Regions from separate parts of the Mus musculus genome. Here all the other regions are linked to region 3. A link is a loop called in an ENCODE intact Hi-C map of the cell type or tissue named here. Cell type or tissue: heart. All regions are shown on one strand. Region 1 overlaps Setd2 (SET domain containing 2). Region 2 holds the start of Rtp3 (receptor transporter protein 3). Region 3 holds the start of Tmie (transmembrane inner ear).

Evidence for each region. Hi-C counts contacts between places; a loop is a spot of excess contacts. Peaks named below come from ENCODE experiments on the same cell type or tissue, not always from the same donor. Only the 100,000 strongest peaks of a DNase experiment are listed, where the experiment ranks them.
Region 1: it touches region 3 in a loop (3-fold over the local background); 2 of 42 quality-filtered maps call a loop at or near these places.
Region 2: it touches region 3 in a loop (5-fold over the local background); 2 of 42 quality-filtered maps call a loop at or near these places.

Annotation. Positions count from the first base shown.
Region 1 is chr9:110,532,746-110,540,745 of GRCm38, reverse strand. It overlaps Setd2 (SET domain containing 2), which reads right to left. Exons shown (of 21, transcript NM_001081340.2): 1 at 7,994-8,000. Among named protein-coding and RNA genes, the nearest start is that of Setd2, 4.1 kb to the right of the region's middle. In heart, no CTCF peak of the experiment used is centred here; a DNase peak (open chromatin) is centred at 7,665; H3K4me3 peaks cover 1,862 bases; H3K27ac peaks cover 1,243 bases.
Region 2 is chr9:110,985,558-110,993,557 of GRCm38, reverse strand. Rtp3 (receptor transporter protein 3) reads left to right here and starts at 3,845. Exons shown (of 3, transcript NM_153100.2): 1 at 3,845-4,113; 2 at 6,244-6,844; 3 at 7,031-8,000. The coding sequence starts at 3,947. The coding sequence ends at 7,687. It overlaps Gm10030 (predicted gene 10030), which reads right to left and starts at 4,059. Exons shown (of 7, transcript NR_152179.1): 1 at 1,509-4,059; 2 at 610-830. In heart, no CTCF peak of the experiment used is centred here; DNase peaks (open chromatin) are centred at 3,117 and 7,427.
Region 3 is chr9:110,875,947-110,883,946 of GRCm38, reverse strand. It overlaps Tmie (transmembrane inner ear), which reads left to right and starts at 3,874. Exons shown (of 6, transcript NM_146260.3): 1 at 3,874-4,677. Als2cl (ALS2 C-terminal like) reads right to left here and starts at 3,773. Exons shown (of 27, transcript NM_001146059.1): 1 at 3,718-3,773; 2 at 1,124-1,233. In heart, a CTCF peak has its summit at 3,701; DNase peaks (open chromatin) are centred at 1,826, 3,006, 3,736, 5,886 and 3 weaker places; H3K4me3 peaks cover 1,590 bases; H3K27ac peaks cover 1,469 bases; H3K27me3 peaks cover 4,629 bases.

The DNA of each region.
Region 1 (8,000 bases), 340 kb after region 3:
TGTGGGCATCAGATGCAGACATGCATGTGACAAACATACATATGTGCAGGCAAACACTCAAAAGGCACAGAATAACAGCCAGGTGGCAGGGCAGCATGCTTTTAATCCCTGCATTTGGGATTATGATTATTTACTGTGAAGAATGAAAAGAAAAAAAAAGTTAAGTGTAAGGGAAGGTGATTCCTTAACAAGAAAAGACATAAAACTATCATTTGGCTGGCCTGTAACCCATGCATTCAGGGAGAGGCGGGATGATCACCAGCTCGAAACCAGACTGGGATGTAGTATACAAGGTCCTACCAGCCTCAGCTGTACAGTAAGTTAGGAACCAGCCTACATTACATGGGACTCTGAAACAAAAAGCTTTAAAAAAAAGGGTGTGTGTGTGTGTGTGTGTGTGTGTGTGTGGTAGCACATGCCTTTAATCCCAGTACTCAGGAGGCAGAGGCAGGCGGATTTCTAAGTCTACAGCCTGGTCTACAAAGTGAGTTCCAGGACAGCCAGGGCTATACAGAGAAACCCTGTCTCAAAAACAAACAAACAAACAAACAAACAAAAAAGGCACCCAGGCATGGTGGCACAAACACACATGGGAAGCACACCAGATTTCTGAGTTCAAGGCCAGCCTGGTCTACAAACGCAGTTCCAGGACAGCCAGGGCTACACAGAGAAGCTCTGTCCCAGAAACAAAGAAACAAAAAGGGCAGGGACTGGAGAGATGGACCAGATGTTAAAAGCATCTTCCAGAGGTCCTGAGTTCAATTCCCAGCAACCACATGGTGCCTCACAACCATCTATAATGAGATCTGACACCCTCTTCTGGTGTCTGAAGACAGCTACAGTGTATTCATTTATAATAATTATCTTTGGGCCGGAGCAAGTGGGGTACATACATAAAATAAATAAATTTTTTTAAAACAGAAAAAGACACACAATAAGTAACTTAGGACTAATGAGAAATGTGGACTGAGGTAAGAGACAGAGACAGATGTAAAAGAATGGTATAGGTATGACTAGAACCACAGGGAAAGCAATAGGGACTGTTCCCTGAACATTTAACTGAGTTTCAGAGCAATGCAGGTTGATTCACTGTTTATCATAGTGACATTGAGACTTCAAAGTTTAGAAAGTTTACAACAATGTGACCTTGACCACTGATCAGACTTGAATTCTTTGAAGATCTTTATTAGGAAATAATTACAGTCACAAGAAGTATCCTTGTGGGGCTGGCGAGATGGCTCAGTGGTTAAGAGCACCGACTGCTCTTCCGAAGGTCCCGAGTTCAAATCCCAGCAACCACATGGTGGCTCACAACCATCGGTAACGAAACCTGATGCCCTCTTCTGGAGTGTCCGAAGACAGCTACAGTGTACTTACATATAATAAATAAATCTTTTTAAAAAAAAAGTATCCTTGTACTCTTTACCCAACAACTCTCTTCAACAGTAACCATACAAGCTTAAGTATAATATGAAACCAGGAAACTATTATAGGTCCAAATTCTAGTTCGATTTTTGTTGCTGAGATAAAACAATGACCCAAAGCAACTTAGTGGGAAAGAGTTTATTCAATTTACATTTCTAGGTTACAGTCCATCAATCTGGGAAGTCAAGTCAGGAACTTAGGCAGAAACCATGGAAGAACATGTTTTGTTTGAGGGTTCAGGCTCAGTTAGCTTTCTTATACAGCCCAGGACCATCTGCCCAAAGAATGGCGCTGCCCACAGTGGACAAGGATTTCTGTAGCCATGTGTATATTAATAAATGATTTGTTCTACTTACATGTTAAACCTGGTGTTGTCTGGCTACTCAAATAAAGTATACAATTAATAACTATTTATCAAGAAGCCAAATATCAGACAAAATAATCAAAATGTAAGTTATACCATGTCTTCACAAAGAACATTTAGGACCACTGTATAGCCCTTCCAAAAGAGAAGGTCTAAACTATACTTGGCAAGGAAGTGGGCAGTTGCAAGAGCTATATAAGTCAGAAACTACCACTTGCTCCAAATTCTTGCAAGCCCACAGCAGTGTTCCCAGTAAGCAGCCCTTCTATCAGCCTGCTTGCACAATTATATTCTTATCAACACCCACATCATCCCAAAGCTATTTTCACTACCATGTTAGCATTTGACAGAAAAAGCACTCTAAAATAAAAGGCAGCTTTAGGAACTCACACCAACTTTAGAACTCAATTTGAGTAACCATTTACTTACTCAGCTGGAAAAGACACTAAGCAACCACTAGGCCAGAACAAAATGGGGGGGGGGGGGGGGCTACCAGGCCTTATTGTTTTTAAAATGCTTCATCTGTATTCAGCAAATACAGGTAATCACAAACTACCTCCAAATTTATTAAAATACATAAAGAAGATCCTGGTATCTTGTCTCTCCAACAGCTCAGCCAAAAATGAATTCCAAAAAAATTGAGGAGCAAACTGGGGTAAAATGCCCCACTAAGTAAAAAGGCTCACCACCTCAGTTTGAACTACAACTCAAGTTAGAGGGGAGAACTACCTCCCCAAGTGGTTCTCTGCCCTCCACACCGCAGCATAGCATTCACATGCCCACTTCACAGACACATAGATTACTCCCTCATTTCCATACAAATGCACAGATAACAAAATAGAGGGAAGTAATACAAATAGAAAATTTTCCATTACTTGTTAATCTAGGCTAAAATTATAGTACAATGGCTCACATCTATAATGCAAGTATTTGTTAAATTGAGTAAGAAGGACTGTAAAGTCTCAAAATAATGTTATACCATTACAACCTGAGATGCTGGAGTAGAAAGTGGGCTTTTCTACCATTGGTTCTGTGCACATGGCTATAGTCCCAGCCCCAGCACTTTAGGGACCAATGTTAGTGGGATAACAATTTCCAGGCCAGCTTAGGCTATACAATATAACCCTGTCTCAAAAAAAGAATGAAACACACAAGCTAGATTTTTCTCAAAAAGAAATCTAAATCTGATTATTGGTGATTCTAGATATAAACAATCTCCAAATCTTACAATAGCTTTTAATCCAGTATAAAATAAGGCCCTACTCTATAGTTCTAGTGAAAGAATAACAGGAATGATGAAGTTGGTCAGCCTTGAGACTAACCAAGCTGGTCATCTTTTGCTGTCATTCAACATGACTATTCTATCGTCTCAGCAAAAGTGACAAGATTCATGCAACAATAACAAATACTAGGGTTATACTAGGGTTAAAAGTTATTACAAATACCTATTAAGACTAGATCAGCCAGGTATAGTAGCAAACAACTTCAATTCCAACACTGAGGAGGCCGAAGCAGTCAGATCTCTGTGAATACGAGGCCATTCTGGTCTACAGAGTGAGTTCCAGGGCAGCCAGGGCTTTGTAGAGAGACCCTGTCTAAGAGAGAAATAAAGATGATGATGAAGATGAAAAAAAAAATCAACTGTAGGATATGTGGCCTTTAGGAGGCAGAAGCAGGTTTATCTCTGATCCCAGCCTGGTCTACACAGCAAGTTCCAGGCCAGCCAAGGCTATATCATGAAATAGACCCTTTCTCAAAAACAAAACAAGAAAAAAGAAATAAAAAAAGAAAAGATAGAAAAGGAAGGAAGGAAGGAAGGAAGGAAGAAAGGAACTCATGTTGGCCATAATGGTGATTTTAATCTATGCAAATTTTTAACCACTGCTCTCTATCACCATCATTATTATCATTTCTTTAAGTCAGGGTCTTACTAAGATGCTAAAGCTGGCCTTGAATCAACTCAGTAACACAACCATGCCTTGAATATTTATTTGATCCTTCTGCCTCAGACTACTAATCAAGTAGGATTACTGGTCTATACCATCAAACCTATCGGTGGTGTACACTTGCAATCCTAGCCCTTAGAAGGCCAAGGCAGAAGTTGAAGGTCACCAGGAGATGCCAGTGAGATCCTGTCTCAAAAGCAAATAACAAGAGGCTTACATAACTAAACCTTAACAGTGGCGCTTCAAAAGAGTATTCCTTGCCAGGAATGGTGGCACACCTATATTCTCAGCACTTAGGAGGCAAAGGCACAACAACCATGGAGTTCACACTAGCCTTGACTACCTACTAAGATTTTATCTAAACTATACACCATGATGAATTTTTGGTCTATAATGACTGTCTTAATAATCTCATCCAGTCTGGTGGTTTGTATATTACCTAAATAGATGACTACAAAACTATCTCCAGTTTAGACCTTTCCCCTGAAAACCAGACTAACAAAACAATCCAACCCAAATGTCTAACAATCATCTCCACTTACTGTGCCTAAAAAGGCACTACTATTCCCAGCTTGCTCTTGACATCATCCCTAGTTCATTGGACAACAGATTTCTAACTGCTCAGACCAAAAACCTTACAATCATCCTTATTTTCTCTCACATACCACCTGTGTCATTCATTAAACCATGTTAGCTTAATCCTCAGCATCCATCCATTTCAGCCACCAGCAGCTCTCCTTTCGCTTCTTTACAAGTCTTCCTTCAGGCCTCCACTCTGTTCCTCTTTGGGATACTATAAATGATCCTCTGATCAACACTCACGGTGGGTGCACATGCAGCCCCAGCTACTCAGTCAGCTGAAGCAGGAAGATCATTTGAGCTCAAGAATTCAAAGCCAGCCTGGGTTCCTCTAAAAAAAAATAAAATAAAATCAAACAAAAAAACCCAGCCAAATCTTTAGAATGGCTCTACAAAATTTTATGAAACTCCGCACCCCTCCTACTGTGAACCAATTGACTATCACTTTCTCATTTCATTCTGGCCACACTGAGCAGCTTATACTACACTGGCACTTAGGGTTAGGGTTAGGATTAGAGTTAGGTGATGGTTACTGACCGCCCTGCCACTCCCTCAACTCTCCACACAACATAGACTCAGATATGTCCCATCTCAACTTACTCTCCCAAGGATGCTTACCAGCTTACCCCATTTTATACTGTGACTTAACAGCAAATCACCTGTATCCTATAGGACTTTCCAAAGCATTTTACCTTTGGCCATTCTGTATAATGTATTGTTTACAGGCCTCATTAGGATGTAAACTGCACAAAGACAAAGTTTTGCTGAATACATCAATTACTCCTACAGTATCAACCTTAGTCAAGATAGGCCTATGTTTAAAACAACAAACAACCCCAACAACAAACACTTTTTATCATGTTTGTCTCCTTGAGTAGGACAGGTCCTGGAGGACTCTGATTGGTTGTGCTATGCCCTCACTATGTACCCCTGCACTATATGGAAACCTAGGCAGTTACTCAAATGATTAGAGCCACTTCACTTTAATACAATGTGATTTATACTGCAAGAAAAATCCAAGGCCTACACACATGCAACTACTTAAAGAGTGAGTGGAAGACAATACAGACCATCTGGGCCCCAACTCAAGCTCCAATCAAAGCAAATTTACATTTCACCTCAACTTCTCTTTTTCAAAGAACCATTTGAAACTAACCCAAGTCTGAAAGGGAAGGACGGCCACTTCACAACCAGTTTTCCCCCACAGTCACACCTCTCAAATTTCCCTAATAACTCCAGCTAAAGGTACTTACTTGCACACACACTGTGCCAAGAGCGAAGGGTTCAGGTATTATCTCATTCAATTTTCTCCAAAGCCCCAGAAAGTTGCTAGCATTGGGATAACTACTTGCAAAGTGAGAAAACCCAAATGTAAAGACAAAGCCATTCGCTCAAGGTTAAACTCCTGTTTAAGAGCTCACAGGGTCTGCTAATGCTTCACTCTTCTTTCCTGGCCAGGCCTCATTTTCTTTCCATGTAAAACAGGTAATACTGTTGTTCAAGATGCCTGCCAACACCGTCAGGCCAGTATTAAGAAAACATTCTATGACCTATACAAGTTAATAAACAGTATCAGAGCTTACTTGACACTCTAAAGCCAAGAGAGCAGTAAAGTACGAGACCAGGAGAGACACTGAGCATCCCCTCCTGTGCACAGTAAAGGCAGACTTCTCCACGTTGTCACATATTATGAAAAATGTTTTCCTCCAATAAAAAAAGGATGTAATCCTTAGAGCTTTGAAGCTTCACTGTGCAACCTGGAAAGTCACTGCATGGCTCTTTGCCCTTCCTGGGGGGCTAGCACATGACTTTGTACATGATAAGCACGCAACCTACATTAATTGAATGATACAAATTCCTTTTGAGGTTTTTCAAGTCTCAAAGCAAAAACCTTTAAGTGTTATTCCAAAGCCAAAAACCCAGGAGAAGACAAAGCCATGCTGGTTTCCTACTACAAGTAAGAGATGAGCTTTGCTGTAAGAGCACATCAAGCCTTCGCAGAGGTGGTCTGGGTACCAAGATTATCTGTCAAGTAAAGACAAACTAAGATGGGCCACTAAAGGGCTTCTGTAAACTTAGAAAACAAGTATAAAACTACTCAGGCTGTTCTTGGGTCAAAAACAGGATTGTCAAAATTTTCCCAATGAAATTTTATTTTAAGGCAACATGAGGATTTTGCTTTGTGTGTGGAGATAACACTCCAACAAAATAACTTTTGTGTTACAACACTAAAGAACTATTAAGTAAGATCCAAATGTTTCTGAGCCAAGGTGAAAAACTTTGGCAAAGGTTCCCCCAAAAATGTGTAATGTGGTAATTTAGTGAAAAGTTTTGTTTTTCACTAGACATCCCTTCAAACCTTAACTTGGGAATGAATTTTGTTGCTATGTGCAGACATCAATACAAGCAAATTGAGGTAAAACAATGGTTTTTCTTAGTTGTCAGCACCTGCAATCCCAGCACTGAAGAAGCTGAAGAGGAAGGATCCCAGGTTCGAGGCCAGCCACAGTAAATTCAAGAGCAGCCTAGGCAACAAGGTGAAACCATTTATCTAAAAACAACAAAATGATCTTGTGAGGGCTTAGGGAAGCTTCGCACGGACTCCTGACTCTGAAGTGGAAGCTTGCTTTTTTACTTATGTTGTTGTTTTGAGGAAGCCTGCCTGCAATCCTAATTCAGTTGGTATCTCAGGTGTACACCACCATCTGACACCCAACAGAAATATAAAAATGCCCTAGGTGTACTGAAAAGAAACTATACGACAAAACTGTATTTCGCTTTACAAGTACACTATCTTCTTTAGAGAAGACTATACAAAGGGTCTCTTAACTAAATCTTCACACGCAGTAAAGCCATCCTTGTAGATAAGATTCTAGATTCTATTACCTAAGAAATAGGACGCCAAAGTGTTCAAGCATCATAATCAAGAAATGTTTGCCAGGTTTTCACTTTCAGGTTAAAAAACAAAACTGCTGTCACCTCAACAACGGGACCAGACAAACCTTGCCACCATTACAAAACCCAAGCGCCAAAGGTGCAGAATATGAAGCTCATCGCTCTACTGGGCCAGAATTGAGTGTCCAAGGAGGAGGGAAAACAAAAAACAAAAATAATATCAAAACCGGGAATGCAACGCGGGTCTCCTCCGCGGATCGAAGCGGGGAGACGCGCGGTAGGCCCTTCCGGTCCGAGTTGCCGTCACCGATAGGCCGGGCGATGGGCCGAGCTTCCACCCGAGCCCGAGGATTCTCGGCCTACACGAGCCGGCGCCCTGACGCCGGCGTCGGCCTTTGCGGCGCCTCGGACTATGCACCGTGGTTTGCAACAGAAGCCCGGGACGCCACCGAGTGTCCTGGAGGAGCTGCGCGGAACGCCGAACCTAAGCAGGCCGACCGAGGACGCGGCAACGGCAGAGGAGGCCGTGGCCGCCCCTCCCCCACCGGGCCGCCCGCCCCAACCGCCGCGGCGACGCGAGCAGCCTTCTCCGCGCCAGGCCCAACCGCCGGGCCAGCCGAGGCCAAGCGAGGCGGCCTCCAGGAGCTCCGCCCGGCCTGCCCTCCACCACGACCGCGAGAAGCCGCCCGGGGCCCGTTACTCCGCGCGCCGCCACCGGTCAGGACGCGCCGCCCTCGGGCTGGAGCGACCAACGACAGCGGGAGACCGCGGAGCAGAGACTTACTCAGGGG
Region 2 (8,000 bases), 110 kb before region 3:
TCTCCAGCCAACAGACTTTATAGGAAATAGCAAAATCAGTTCTACAGTATAGTTTTTATCCTCTGGTCACAAGGTTAACTGGCTCTGAGCTCTGACCTTCTTATCTACTTGTGGTCCCCACAGGTCTCCCTTATTACTGTCTCTCTTTGTGTGCAGCGGGGTTTACATTTTCCCAAGGCCACTGAGCTTTGCATAACTCTTGAATTGCTAAGTCAAAGGTTAACTTAGAACAAACAAATCGGGCTGGAGAATGGCTCAGCGGTTAAGAGCACTGACTGCTCTTCCAAAGGTCCTGAAAATCCCAGCAACCACATGGTGGCTCACAACCATCTGTAATGAGATCTGATGCCCTCTTCTGGGGTGTCTGAAGACAGCTACAGTATACTTACATATAATAAATAAATCTTTAAAAAAAAAAAAAACAACAACAACAAATCATTGGCAAATGTCTGTGCTGAGCATCAGAGATGTATATGGATGGGCACACTCCTTTACAGTATGAAATACAAATGTACCCTTAAAGAACAGGATCTAAGAGCCCATTTCACTGCCCCTGTTACAACTAGACCACAAACTGGATGATTTAAGACAATAAAAATGTATCCTCACGGTTCTGCAAGCAAGACGTTCAAAAGTAAGTGGTCTGCAGTCCTTCTGCCCATTCAGAGGGTCCGGGGAGAAACTTCTGCTCTTCGGGTCCCAGGTGTTCCTTTGCTTGTGACAATGTAAGCCTAGTCACTGCTTGTGTCTCTGATGGTTCTTCTCCTGTGCTTCTGTGTCACACCTCCCTCTGCATACCATGGGAAAGATGCCTGCTGCTGGACTTTGACCTAGAATACATCAAACAGCATCACGTAACACAGTTCTGCTTAATGTGTCTCTTCCCAGCTTTGGGTTCCTAGCTGAGGGCCTGGTCAGTTTCCCTGGTCGTGTCTATAGGCTAGCCATTCCTTGTCCATCACACCGTGAACCGTGAACCACTGTATATCTGCCCCTAACAGCCTCAAGCCCCAACACAAGACAATGAAGGGCAAATGAAATATAGCCCCAGTGCTCCAAAACCCTCAAAAAATTTTCAATGAGCTTATCCATGAGAAGTCTAGTGCTAAAAAGTCTAGTGCTGAAGAGACAGCAGTTTCCAAGGGTAACATCCATTGCTAACGTCCATCGCTATTCATGGGAGCAACTGTGCCTGACGCCCATACTAGGAAAGGGTTCTCAACCCTTGCAGTGGGAGTCCAGCCACTCCTTTCTATGTTCCCGCCCAAGTGTACCCAGTTCTTCCCCAGTTTTACACAATCACAGGGGTATCATAGTATATAGGAGATGGAAAGTTAACCAAAAAGGAGGCTCCACCTATATAGCGATGGAGAAGTTGTGACTTAGCCATTGTGGAGTTTCCCAGGCTGCTATTAACAATTCCTCAGCCATGTTCCCATAAGTGATCCCCATAAACTCAGGCTAGACTCAGGGCAGAGGGTTACTTTGGTCTGTGGTTGTTGCCCTACCTGGAGTGACTAGACATCGGCTCATTTTCCCAGGAGAGGCTAATGCAAGCCTAAAGATGCTCCTGCTGTGCTCTGTAGCTACACTTTGCTGTTCCGTGTCCCTGGGCACGCTGTGTAGGCTCGCCTGGCATCCTTCTCCAGGTCAGGTTGTGAGTGACATGCAGTTTGGCCTTTCACCTGTCTTCTTGCTGCTATGCTATGTCCTGGTAGCCACAGAAACTCTAAATCTTGCAAAGAAGGTCTCTTCTCTTCTCTCGGGTCCTTAATTACATCTGAAAACACTCAAGTTTTCCACACACATTCACAAGTAGATACCTCATTTGGGATGTCACAATTCAACCCACTTGGGAAAGGTCCACAAGTCCTAACCATGGGCTCAGAGGTCTGAGCTGATAAGAGAGAACCTTGGATGTTGGTCTTGGGGACCCGCAGGGTATAGGATTGCTGGCTAACTAAGTTAAGGCTTTAGTAACATTCTAAACAAAAATTGGAGAGAGGGGGCTGGAGAGATGGCTCAGCAGGTAAAGAGCACTGACTGCTCTTCTGAAGGTCCTGAGTTCAATTCCCAGCAACCACATGGTGGCTCACAGCCATCTGTAATGGGATCTGATGCACTCTTCTGGTGTGTCTGAAGACAGTGTACTCACATATATAAAATAAATAAATCTTAAAAAAAAAAAAAAAAAAGAAAGAAAGAAAGAAAAGAAATTCTTAAAAAAAAAAATTGGAGAGAGGCAAAGATTTAGTTTCACTACCAACTTAGCTCTCCTGTATAATGCAGGAGAGGAGGCAAGCCACCACGAGGTGAGCAAAGGAAGGCATAGTTAATTCCTGCTGCACATGGAGGCCCTAACTGTTGTCTTGAACACAGAGCCGTTTCTCCTAAGGGGACTACGTGAGGGTCTAGCAGTCCTCTGCTTGTGCTTCAGTCACCTGACCAGTACAAGCTCAGTGACATCCCTGTGACTAGGCATTCACCCTTTTCCCCAGGAGAGGCTAATGCAAGCCTAGCTTTAAACCTTTGTTTAAAGCTGACCCAGTTTATGTTCAGTTGTTGACTTATCAACAGTGAGTCCACAGCCGGCACCACAACTAGGAACAAACTCCCCTAACATTTGTACTTTCCATATTAGAAACACAGTAGCCTCCTTTCTCTCGGAAATATGTCAGCACCAGCCCTAGGGACTGTCTTACACAGTGAGACCTCTAGGAAAGACCCCAAACATGTGAGGAGCATAGCACCATTGACCATAAATAGAGAACTCCTATTTATCGAAAGCCGGAATAAGCAACTGGGGGTTGGGGGTGGGGGAGAGAAGGATACCCCATAGTGAAAAGCTGAAAAGGGGGAGAGCCAAAAAATAGAAACTGAACTACCTTCCCAAATGATGTAGTTAATTTATAACTGAGCAAATAACATTGAGAAACTAAATGAAAGCAGGGAGAAAAGACCATGGTGTGAGTCTGGCCATAAAGCTGTGATGTAGGGCAGAGGCGGTCGGGAGAAGCCTGGAGAAACTCAGTTTCCAAACCACAGGAAGCCCCTCCCCCCTGGTTTCCTTCTTTTCTTCCAGGCTGCGGAGCGTCCAGTTTGGGAAGCAGCCAGGGCAATCAGTTGATAGGAAGACCCACCCTATCTGTGGATGGAATCTCGGGGTGTAGACACTCCCAATCTTGTCTGCCTTAAATAGAGTACTGCCTGATCCAACTGTGCTCCTCTCTGCCTTCCTCGGTTTAGGGTGATAGTGAGCCAACCTTCTTGTGGAGGAAGGCAATGGGTTCCTGTTGGTCTTGGACCAGCAGCCTTCCACTCATCTAGGGACACATCACCTAATCTCCCAGGCAAACACTGGCTGCACCAGCTTCGATTTCTGGTAAGTGGAAAATTTGGTTGGGCCGGAGACCTCCGGGGTCAGGCTGTGGTTGGTGGGCGCGGGGAACAGCTGGATGTCTACAGATCACCCACCATCCTCCTGAGATACTAGGTGTGACTGAGGACTTCCCAGAGTGTGGGACTCCCAGGGAGGCCTCTTTTGCCTCAAGTAGGAGCTCAGCAGCACAAAAGATGAAGATTTCCAAATGTTAAAACCAGAAAAGGCAAGAGTAGCCTCCAGCCCTTTCAGAGACTCTGCCAGAGGCCGCTCATCCCTGCTTTGGACTCCAGAACTTTCTCCCTCACTAGTGTATTGAGACCTTAAAAACCAAAGCTTGGAGTTTTGTGATTTCTTGTGGTTGTCCACTGCTGTCCTCTGAACTTGGGAACAGACTCAACTGACCTTTGTCCCTGGGACAGAAGGATCTGAACTACAGTCCCAATTCAGGTCCTCAGAGGGACTGCCAGCCTGAAGCCTTGCTGTCTGAGTGAACAATTCCCCTCTTGCCACAGATCTTTCTGGACCCAGAAGACCCTGCCCCAGCCTGGACCCAGCACTGTAGCCATGATGGAAGAAGACATAGGAGACACAGAGCAATGGCGACATGTGTTCCAGGAGCTAATGCAAGAGGTGAAACCCTGGCACAAATGGACCCTCATACCAGACAAGAACCTTCTTCCCAACGTTTTGAAGCCAGGATGGACGCAATACCAGCAAAAGACCTTTGCTAGGTAAGGGAGGTACCCATGCTAGAAGATTCTTGCTTATTTCTGACTGGTTTCTCTTCTCAGCTGTCCATGCTTGCACACTGAAGGACACAGGAAGGAATTCCAGCTTCATTAGGGACTGGGATTTCCCCTCCCCCATGACTGTGACCTTAAAACGGTGACAGAATCCAGGCTAGGATGAGACACTGTGGAAAAAGGAGGGAAGAATGGGGGCCTCATTTACTCAAGGGGAGGCCAGCCAACGTTTTACACTTTCTTTTCCAGGAGAGAAAGAGGGTGCCCCAAGGCCCAGGGATAGAGGTAGGAGAACATAGAGGTTAGAGACTCGGGATCTGTCACACCTGCTGCTGTCTGTGAGGGGACTGGACCATTCTCAGCCAAGAGATGTCTTGGGAGACTCCAGAACAAAGCCTCAGTTGGCTTATTTGAGAACTTGGGACTCAGGACTGGCACACAGCGGAACTGGAGTGCTGAGACCAGGCCCCATCTGTGGTTGGCTGCTGGGGACAGCTCAAGCCTGTATGAAAAACTGAGTGAGGGTAACTCTCAATTAGTGCTTTTCATGGGGCTCAGAGCTAGCTTGTCAGCATCTCCTCTCAGTTTATTGCCACATTTGCCCTAAGATGGCAGCCTAGGATCAAAACATAGTAAAAAAAAAAAGAGGGGGGAGGGGGGCTGGAGAGATGGCTCAGTGGTTAAGGGCACTGACTGCTCTTCCAAAGGTCCTGAGTTCAAATCCCAGCAACCTCATGGTGGCTCAAAACCATCTGTAATGAGATCTGATGCCCTCTTCTGGATAACAGCTACAGTATACTTACATGTAATAAATAAATAAGATAAATAAGTAAATAAATAAAAAAAAAGGGCCCTGGGACTGTAGCTCAATGGTACCTTTACTTAACATGTGCGAGGTCCTAGGTTCTGTGCCTAGAACTAGCCTGGGAGCTAGTCTGCCCAACCTCCTCCAATTCCTCATCTCAGACTGCAGATGCCCCTGTCTCAAGCAAAGTTAGGATCCACTGCTAAAAAAAAAAAATCCCAGGATTTAGCTAAACAATGGCTCCCAAGGTCACCTAAGCAAAGAAAGAGAAATCTCATAGCCTTGGGAAGATCTCACTGCTGCTCAAGTCTCATTGGCCAGCAGGTCCCGTGACCACAACATCACTGAACCGAGAGGGAGTTCATGAACTATTTGATGTGCAATAAATGTCTACGCCACACTGCAGTGTTCTGGCTTTGCACAACTCCTGTTCTAGCAAGCACAGGCTTCTTCCAGTCTTTCTTCACTGTTTCCAATAGGTATCAGAAAAAAAAACAAAAACAAAAACAAAACCCTGCCCTCCTGAGACAGGGTGTCATCCTGCACCTTGTTGAAGGCAAGCATTCAGAAATAATGTAAAATTCTCTGGTGCATGTAAGAAAAAGAATGAGTTGGGGGAGGGGAACCCACACAAGAAGAGAGAGCTGGAAGCCATGATCTCTGGGGATCCTACAGATCATGGAAGCCCTACCCCCCACCCCACCCCACAGCCCCAACCCCTATACCCCACACCTCAACCCCACCCCCACCCCCACCCCTACCCCACACCTCAACCCCACCCCCACCCCCACCCCCAAGACAAACAAAAGCAGGCAAACTGTCTCTGTAGGCAGGAGATTGCAACTCTCTCCCGGTCTGTCAGTTACCCTGCACCCATTTCTATCCACTTGTTGATTTTTAGCACAGGGGGCTATATAGATTATATATATAATATATAGTATTGGGGGCTGTTGCATGCATAGCCTTGAATACATTTACCTCAGTATCTGAAGAAACAGTGGCTTGGGGCTCAGTGACCAGAGCCCCAGTCCTAACTCTTAATCCCCAAGTCCTGGGCATGATGCGTTCCCAGTGTGTACTTTGACTCTGAAATGCACACACTGGGCTTAGCAAATGCCCTAGGTTCCTTCTGAGTCCGATGGTTTGTGTGCTGTTTGCACAGTAGGTACCTGGTGATGGTCCCAGGGCATGTTGGTGATACAGTGGAGATGAGAAAGAGGGGTCATTTGCTTCTCTCACCGTTCGTGAGAAACTCCTTCTCCCTCTGGCACCTGCCCACAGCTCAGCTGAAACTCTGGCCCTCTCCTCTACAGGTTCCACTGTCCTTCCTGCTCTCGAAGTTGGGCATCTGGCCGAGTTCTGATAGTCTTCCACATGCGGTGGTGTGAGAAGAAGGCCAAGGGGTGGGTGAAGATGAGGGTGTTTGCTCAGAGATGTAATCAGTGCCCCGAGCCTCCATTTGCAACTCCAGAAGTCACTTGGGACAACATCTCAAGGATCTTGAACAACCTGCTCTTCCAAATTCTGAAGAAGTGCTATAAAGAAGGATTTAAGCAAATGGGTGAGATTCCTTTGCTAGGGAACACCAGTCTCGAAGGGCCACATGACAGCAGCAACTGTGAGGCCTGTCTCCTGGGCTTTTGTGCTCAGAATGACTTAGGCCAAGCCTCAAAACCACCAGCACCCCCATTATCTCCTACCTCCTCGAAGTCAGCCAGGGAGCCCAAGGTCACTGTCACCTGTAGCAACATTTCCTCCTCACGGCCCTCCTCTAAAGTACAGATGCCCCAAGCATCAAAAGTGAACCCCCAAGCCAGTAACCCTACCAAAAATGACCCCAAAGTTAGCTGCACCTCAAAACCACCAGCACCCCCATTATCTCCTACCTCCTTAAAGTCAGCCAGGGAGCCTAAGGTCACTGTCACCTGTAGCAACATTTCCTCCTCGCGGCCCTCCTCTAAAGTACAGATGCCCCAAGCATCAAAAGTGAACCCCCAAGCCAGTAACCCTACCAAAAATGACCCCAAAGTTAGCTGCACCTCAAAACCACCAGCACCCCCATTATCTCCTACCTCCTTAAAGTCAGCCAGGGAGCCTAAGGTCACTGTCACCTGTAGCAACATTTCCTCCTCGCGGCCCTCCTCTAAAGTACAGATGCCCCAAGCATCAAAAGTGAACCCCCAAACCAGTAATCCTACCAAAAATGACCCCAAGATTAGCTGTACCTCAAAACCATCAACTACTCCAAGACTGACAATACAACAGCTGTCAGTAGTAAGCCCACCTGCCCCTGCCCCTACATGTGTCATTCAAATGCCTTCTCCCACTCCCATCGACGGCAGCAGAGCAGCAGATGTAGCAAAGGAGAACACCAGATCCAAGACCCCAAAGGCATTGCTCTCATCCCCTTTATACGTCCCACCCACTTCCTCCTATGTCCCACCCACTTCCTCCTATGTCCCACCCACTTCCTCCTATGTCCCGCCCACTTCCTCTTATGTCCCACCCACTTCCTCCTCAGTTATTGTGCCCATTTCCTCCTCGTGGAGACTACCAGAAAACACTATTTGCCAAGTAGAGAGAAACAGTCATATCCACCCGCAAAGCCAGTCTTCCTGCTGTGGGGCCTGCTGCGAGTCCTGGTGTGAGATCTTCAGGTACTCATGCTGTGAGGCCGCCTGTAATTGCATGTCACAGAGTCCACTGTGTTGCTTGGCCTTTCTAATCTTGTTCTTATTGCTGTGGTATTTATTATAAAATACAATATATGAGCCTTGAAAACAAAAACCAAAAGCTCTTGAGTGGGTAAACAAAAAGAATTACAACTTCCCCAAAAAGTCACACATTGCGTAATCCCCTTTATGTGAAAGGTCAATAAAATCAGTAGAGTCCAGAGGTGGCTACCAGGACTGGAGCAAGGGGAAAGTATAAAAGCCACGGTTTAAGCAATGTGACCTTTGTGGAGAAGAGCAATGAAGATATTTGGGGATTTGGTGGAAATGGTAGCAGCTTCTCATTAAAAGCCGCTGAGTTTTCTATCTTCAGATGGTTAGTCTCCTCAGACTGGAGA
Region 3 (8,000 bases):
AAGGCCCATAATCACCTACATCAGAGTCAATCAGTGAGTCCAGCTTCTCACAGAGAGGAGGTCTCTCCTGGCCACTGACCCTGCCCTGCTCCCTGCCCCAGAGGGAATAAAAGCTGAAAACTACCAAGGGAAGCATCGCTTCCCGCCCGAAAGCATGTGTTCTTTCAGCCTAGTTTCGGCCTGCTCAGACACTCCATGAACCCAGGCACCCAGGGGGATAACTACCTCATCGTTCTTTGTCCTGGATATCTTTCCACTGAAAGGCCCCACTCAGGGACTCTGTGATCTTTGGGGCAAGGGGCACAGATGCTATCAGCTATCAGATAGGTTGAGCTATATCTGATATGCTATCAGATATCAGCTCAACAATATGCTGATATCCAGACTCAGGGTCCTTGTCACTAAATAGAGCTCAGTAAGCCAGGGGAGATCTGATACAACAGCAGTCTGGAGGCCTCCTGATGAAGCCACCGGGGAGACAAGAGGACAGCAGAGTGTAGTGGGGCACACCCAGCACTGGGGAGGCAGAGGCAGCAGGATTTTGCTATGGACTCCAGGGCAGTAACCTAAGATATGACCTTATCAGAAAGGAAGGGGGAAAGAGAAGGACTGAGGAGAGGAAAGGAGGGAGAGAGGGAGGGAGGGAAGGAGGGAGGGAGAGAGAAAAAGGAACAGGAAGAAGACAGCTTAGTAGCAAGGAAAAGTAAAAGTTCGGGGCTGGAGAGATGGCTCAGCAGTTAAGAGCACTAACTGCTCTTCCAAAGGTCCTGAGTTCAAATCCCAGCAACTACATGATGGCTCACAATCATCCATAATGAAATCTGATGCCCTTTTCTGGGGTGTGCAGGGTTGGAGCGAGCAGGGTCAGAGCAAGCAGGGGCTGGAGCGAGAGCTAGAAAGTTGGCTCAGCGGTTAAGAACACTGACTGCTCTTCCAAAGGTCCTGAGTTCAAATCCCAGCAACCACATGGTGACTCACAACCCTCTGTAATGAGATGGTATGCCCTCTTCTGGTGTGTCTGAAAACAGCTACAGTGTACTTACATATAATAAATAAATACATCTTAAAAAGAAAGAAAGAAAGGTTCATTGAAATGTCTGCCCAGCCTGTGAGGATGGCCCACCTTCATTGGCCGGCAGACAAGCCTCACTTTGCCTCAGTCAACCCTGAAGATCATGCAGAGCTTCAGAACGAGGGAACAGGAGATCACACATCAGACTCAGCAAGACAAACCTGGTGACAGGTGACAGAAGGGCAATGAGAAAACTCAGCACGGACAGGAGCCCAGCCCCTGTAAGTCCACCTCCCCCAACCAGACTGAGCAGGATAAGTGGGTCCCACTCAGGAACAGGGTCACTGAGGTAGGCAGGCAGATCAGCTGCCCTAACTGAGCGATCTTAAGCAAGCTGCAATACAGCATCCTGACTCGAGGCACAGGTAGTGAGGAAGCATGTCTGAACCTAGTCCACAGCTGGGCTGTCTGTGGCCCTGCTCAGGCAAAGCCTCCCAAAGCCAGCCCTCACTGTCTTCACTTGGCAAGGATGTTCATCTGCCCAAGTGGCCTGACCCGGAGGGACGCCTCGGGGTGGGGTTAAAGCGTTTTCACTCTGCCTTGTCCTGACACTCTGAAAACGTTTGAAATGAGCAGACTGGGGTGAGTCAGATGTCATCGGGGTGGCCAATGATGGGCAGGTAGGCAGGCACCCCAAATGTCATGAGAGCATCACAGGTCCCTGGCAGAACCTAGGGCTCAGGAGAACTGGCTGCAGAACAGAGCAGGGCGGGGACCTCAGAACTCTGGCCCAGACATTCCTGCCCCACCTTTCCTGCTGCAGTTTGGCTGCATGGGGAGGAGGAGAGACAGGAAAAGGAAGCCGCTAGACACCCAACAGGAGCCATCTTTGCTGGCAGTAAACATAGTGCCTCCCCCCAAACACAGACAAGCAGAGGGTGAGGAGGACAGACTCGGGATCCTCTGGTTCGGCATCTGGTTTCCACTGGCCATGAGAGCCCAGCTGAGGGACTGAGGTGGGCCAAGTGACCTGGGCCTCCCTGACCCTCAACCATGTTTCCAGACATTGATAGACTGGAACGTCTATCCCTATAACCTTGAACTACCCTGGTACCCTGCCCACATTTAGCCGGCTGTCCACAAGAGATCCATCTCAGCCTGATATGTCATAGCTTACCCATCCCTGGTCCTCTCTGAAAAGGAGATCTAACTAGACCAGGACATTTCAGACTCCTGTGGTTGCCCCTCAAAAGAATAAACTGTAGAGAGACGCTTCTCTTGGCATGGATAGACTGGACCTGGGTAGATACGACAGACCCAGATTAGCAGCCACTAACTCTATAGTAGTACCTTTTAGGTCTGTGGTCCCAGAAGGATTTCCACCCCCAGGAAATCACATCACCAGAGGAAAGGGCAGACATTAAACATGGATGGTAAAGGTGGCCCAGGAAGGCTACATCTGGAGTCTGATATAGAAGTCTCCCAGCTAGGAGCTAGAAGCGGTGTCGTGAGTAAAAGGCCAGACACGAGTGTTTGAGAGTATGAGCCAGCAAGAATATTCTCTCTAGCCCTGGGCCCAGCACCCATCCCATAGCCCTCTGGTCAACAACACGGCTTCCTCATACTCTCCCTCCTGCCAACTCTGGGGTCCTGAGTGGCAGGCTGTGCAAACGGTGAATTTGAGGCATGGAAAGTCCAGGAGGGTGTAGAGATACTATCTGTAGATCAGGTGCAGAGCTCAGACCCAGGCCCCTCACTCCCAGCCCTAACAGGCTCACGAGAACTAAGTGGCTCAGAGGTGCTGGGTGACTCACTGAGGTACACCCAGCATTCCTAGTAGGGCCCAGCCTCCCTTCTCACCCCGGGTAGACTTGGTTCAAAAGCTGCAGGGTGAGGCCAAAAAAGTTAAGCTGGGTGCACAGGTGACTCAGCTATTGTCCTTGTGGCCATCTAAACAGTAGCTAGACCTTTCCCTTGCATTCTTGGCCTCTGTCCACACCAGATCGCTCCCAAGCAGGGTCACTGGGGCCTTCCCTGCCCTCACCCAGTTCTGGCCCCTCAGGCCCCTTAAGCCGCACCCTAGCATGGCACTCACTCTGGTATTTCCTGATCTGGAGTGGCATGGACCTTATTTCTGCTTTTCCTGGACTATGCTAGAGGCCCATTAATCAACCTACATGCCCGGTGGGCAGTGGAGAAAGTGCTCCAGGCAAGTGCACAAAACTGTCACACGGGCCCTCCAGTCTTCAGCCCCTTCTCTGCCTCTCTTGCCCTACATGCCTCCCAGTCTCCGCATTAGCTTTTCCCGACTGCATTAGTCAGTTCCAAACTACTCTGCTCCAACATTCGGACATCCGTCTAGGCTCCTCCCAGGCAGGCAACACCACCTTTTCGGCTTCTCTGTCAGCCCTTCCGCCCTGACCAGCCAGGTCACCTGCTCCTGGCAGCCTCTCTCCCTCTGGGTGATAAACTCGCACCTGGGTTCTGGCCTGGACGCAGGGCACGGTGCTCGCGCTCCGCACTGCTGCTAGGGGTTGGACCCCGCGCTGCGTTTAAACCGGAGCCGGGCGGCCACGGGACCGGGAGGAGGAAGCTGAGACCGAAGATGGAGGGCTCGTGACCATGGCAGCGGGAGGAGGAGAGAGCCCCCACCCGCAGCTGAGCTCGTGGGGCAGCGGACCCCGCCCACCGACGCGCGCTCTTACCTGCGCTTTGCGCCGCGGTGCCCCGAGTGGCCGCGCAGCTCCGCGCCGGGCCGCCCTTCCTCTCCGCGCCCCGCCCCGAGGTGTTGTTCGCGCGGGGGCGTCTCCGAGGAGGCGGGGCTCGGCCTCGGAATGTCCCCAAGCCAACAACTCTCTCCCAGAGCCTCTCCCGCCAGACTGCGAAAGCTCCCCTTCGGTCGGTCCGCGAGCTCCCCAGGATCGCACCCTGGCTGTCTTTCGCCTTTTACCTCCCTCTCCAGATCCGAGGACGGCAGGCAGTGCCTGGGGCCACCCCGATTTCCTTACCCACCAACTCTGCCCAGGCTGTAGCTCTGAAATCTTGCCGACCCCCTTTGGGTCACTGGGCACCCCCCCCCCCTCACCCTCACACACCCGCGAAGGAGCCCTGGGTAGATTCGGGAAACTTGTTGCTTAGAGCAGTTGGCCATGATGATCCGAAGACCCTGAACTGGGCATGCTTTGGTAGCAGCTACTGCTGTGTGTAACCTTGAAGGAGGCCCCCTGCATTCATTCCGGGTACAGCCTGAAGCTGGCCAGTTTCCTGTGCCAAAGCCTTCGACCTTGGAAAGAGCAGCGCAGTTCCAAACCAAAGTCTTGGAAGGAGGAGGGACCATGGTTCAAACCTGTAACAAAGAGGCCTGCTGTCCAGCTGCCGGGCTCCCTTTTGGCCAGCAAGCAAGTCACCCCTCCACCTGCAGTGGCACCCGGCCTCTAGGAGCTGCTGACTAGCCTGGCTGAGTTGCTTCTAAGCCTTCCAAGCCTGAGTACAGAGAGAAGCCTGGGGAGGAGACAGCTGTGAAAGAGCAAGGATAGTCCACCTGCCCCCTACCCAAGTTTTGGACAGCCTCCATGCATTCTGCCAGAGAGAAAAGAGACTTCTAAGAGTTTCTCAGAAGGGGCCTGCCAACTTCAGCATCCCTGGCTCCCTTGGGGTGCTTTCTGGTGAGCATTTAAGTTCTGCCAATCTGCCCTACAGTGGCAGGCTCCAAGTTTGTTGCCCAAGAACCCTACCGCGGTTGCTGCTCTTGTTCACTTCCCTGCTCCAATCTTGGTCTCTCCATCGTCAAGAACCCTCCCGAGCCTCTTCTTCCCTCTCCACTCGGCCAAAACATCTCCTTCCTTCCAGCCTTTTCTTTCTTTCTTGTAAATACTTTTTTAAAAGATAAATGTATTACAGGTTCTTTTTTTTTTTTTTCATGTATGATGTGTATGTATATCCATGCAGGAGTGTGTGAGTGTGTGAGTGTGTGTGTGTGTGTGTGTGTGTGTGATGTTTGGCTGTGTCTCCTCTGGTGCTTTTTTTTTTTTTTGAGACAGCCTCTCATAGGCCTTCACCTAACCACATAGACTAGACTGAGTGCCCAGTGAGTACCTGACTGTCCCTGCCTCCCTGTAATGGGATTACAATTGTCTGCCACCACACCTTGCTTTTTCACATGGGTTTTGGGGATCATGCCTACATGCAAGTACTGAACTGAGGTGACACCTCAACCCCAGCTTTGCTGCTTTCAATACTCTCCTGTGTACCCCGCTCCCACCTCCCCTACCCCCGAGGATGCACCATCCCCCAGATACCTACTTCTCTAACCCCTGCCCTCTGCCTGCCTGGGAGGAAGAAAGGGGCATCCCAGCTTCCTTCATGAGATGCGACGACTTTCTCATCCACTCAGCCTTCTCACATGCATCCCCACTCCTTGTTCTGTTATCTGCCTCGAGGCAAGGCCTACCTGGTATCTCTTCCAGTTAGTCCTTGACAGAGGGCCGGATTCTGCCCCACTCCCCCGGTAGTACCCAAAGTTTGAGATCTACTGAATCCCCTGCCCTTCCCCACCTCATCACAGGGCTCCTGTTTCAGCTCCTCACAGATTTGCACATGGCATGTGCATGTATACAGTTCCCCATGGGAGGCATGTGGCCACATATGTACTCAGCTGGGCCACACATCTCCATGGTAGCAGCCCCATTCGTGGGCACTTGTGCATCCGTGTCCAAGGACATAGACTGACACACAGACATAGAGCCACATGCAGAATGCAAGGCCCTTCCCTACGCACGCACCAGTGTCTTACCACATTAGCTCAGGTTCATGCACATACAGGCTGGGCTCAGCCCTGAGCTATTCTGGGTCGGGCTTAGGGCCAACAAGTTCAGGAACAGCCAGCTCCCAGCACTCCCAGCTGCTGTGTCACTGGCCCAGGCTATCTAACTCCCACCCCCACCTCAGGCTAAGTCCATGGTGGCCTGGATCCTAGCCTGGCTCTGTGACTGGGTTGTCCATTCACTACCCCTCAGCTTCTCCAAAGCTAGGCCTTGAGTTCCATTATATCAACTCCATGAAAGGAGTGTCCACGGGGTCTCCTGGCCATTGCCCAGTTCCCTACCCATGGCTTCCAATGCAGAAGCCCTGGAGGCTGACTTTGGTCCCCACAGGAAACCCATCAGACATAAAAATAGTACTACAGGGACAAGTAGTATTTGTCATGCCAGTACACATGCCACCACACAGGAAGGAATGCCCTCTTCCAGGGAGCCAGAACTCCCCCACCCCAGCTTTGATGTGCCCAGCTGGTGGGGGTGCAGGGGCATGTTGAGGGGACCTGGTAAGAAGCCATACAATACCAGAGGTTGTCAGAGGCCTGAATCAGAGGCAGGAGACTGAGTTGAGTGTTGCAATTTCTGAGGTCTAAGGCCAAACAGAGCTCCTCCCTGCGACTCCTCCCTCACTAGAGAACAGGGTAGATCTGGCAAGATGGCTCAGCCAGAAAGTGCAAGCAGGCAAGTACTGGACACCCTGGCAACCTGAGATCAGTCTAGAGAACCCATAGAAAACTACCAAGGGGAAAGCTACTCCACAAAGTTGGTCTCTGATCCCTACATGGCATGCACTCGGTACACACACACACACACACACACACACACACACTAATAAATTAAGGGCTGTAGGGCATGGTGGCACAGGGCTTTGACCTAGCACTCTGGAAGCCAAGGCCAGTAGACCTCTTTGAGTTCAAGACCAGCCTGGTCCACATAGCAAGCTCCAGGCCAGTCAGTGTCACATAGTTTTTCCTCAAAGGAAAAAAAGAAAAACAAAACAGAAAATGGAGGAGACATAGAGTCACTGCAAAGGCCAGCATCCTGACCACGGTGTATGCAAGTTTCATTTTCACTGGAAAACTGGAAACACCCTAAACGTCTAACAATAGAACACTGATGGCCTGAGATCTATGGATTTGCTTTCCTTCCATAGAGCCTTCCACAATGACAGTAAAGACTGGCATTTAGCATGGCTTCACATGGACCTGCTTAGCAGACAAGGACTGATGGTTAGGTAACCAGCTGTGGGCCAGAGTTCACAGCCATCCGCATCAGTAAGGTGCTTTGCTTTGTCGCTTCATTTGGTTTGGTTTGTTGTTTAGTTTGGTTTGGTGTGGTTTGGTTTGGTTTGGTTTTGAGACAGGTCTCATGGTGTCCAGGCTGGGTTTGAACTCCTGATCCTCTAGCCACTTCCCAAGTGCTGAGTTTAAGCTTTAATGACTACAGATGTTATATTTTTAAAAATGCAACAAATTTATAAGAGGTATAATTTGAAAACTTAATTATTTAAATTCTCTTACATTCACTATGTTTTGTGAATTTTGAATAACATCCCTGTTGGCCAACTTCTTCAACTTCAGAGGGGGAAAAACAAGAAATTTAAATAAGTAAGCGTTCAAATGCTATTTCTTCTGTCTTACTATGTAGCCCTGACTGGCCCAGAACTCACTATGTAGACCAGGCTGACCTCAAACCCACAGTGATCCTCCTGCCTCTGACTCCTAAGTGCTGGGGTTATAGATGTATGGCATTTACCTTCAATTATCAAATGGTATGTCTTATAAGTTCATAGCTTTTATACTTATTTGGTTATTAGCACTTAAAACTACTACACTAAGACTTTTCAGACACCCTGTTATTCTAAGTCAATTGAATTTTGAAGCCTATAAGATAGTATGACAGTATCATGTGCCTGTGTGTGTGTGTGTGTGTCACACACACACACACACACACACACACACAGAGAGAGAGAGAGAGAGAGAGAGAGAGAGAGAGAGAGAGAGAGAGAGAGACCTGGAAGAGATGTAGCATGCTTCTGTCTCTGTCTCTGTCTCTCTCTCTCCTCCCTCTCCTTCCATTTGTTTTTATTTATTTTTTCAGTGCTGGTGACTGAACACAGGCAAGTGCTCTGCCATGAAGCCACAAGTCCAGCTGGCCTTACTTTTTGGCAG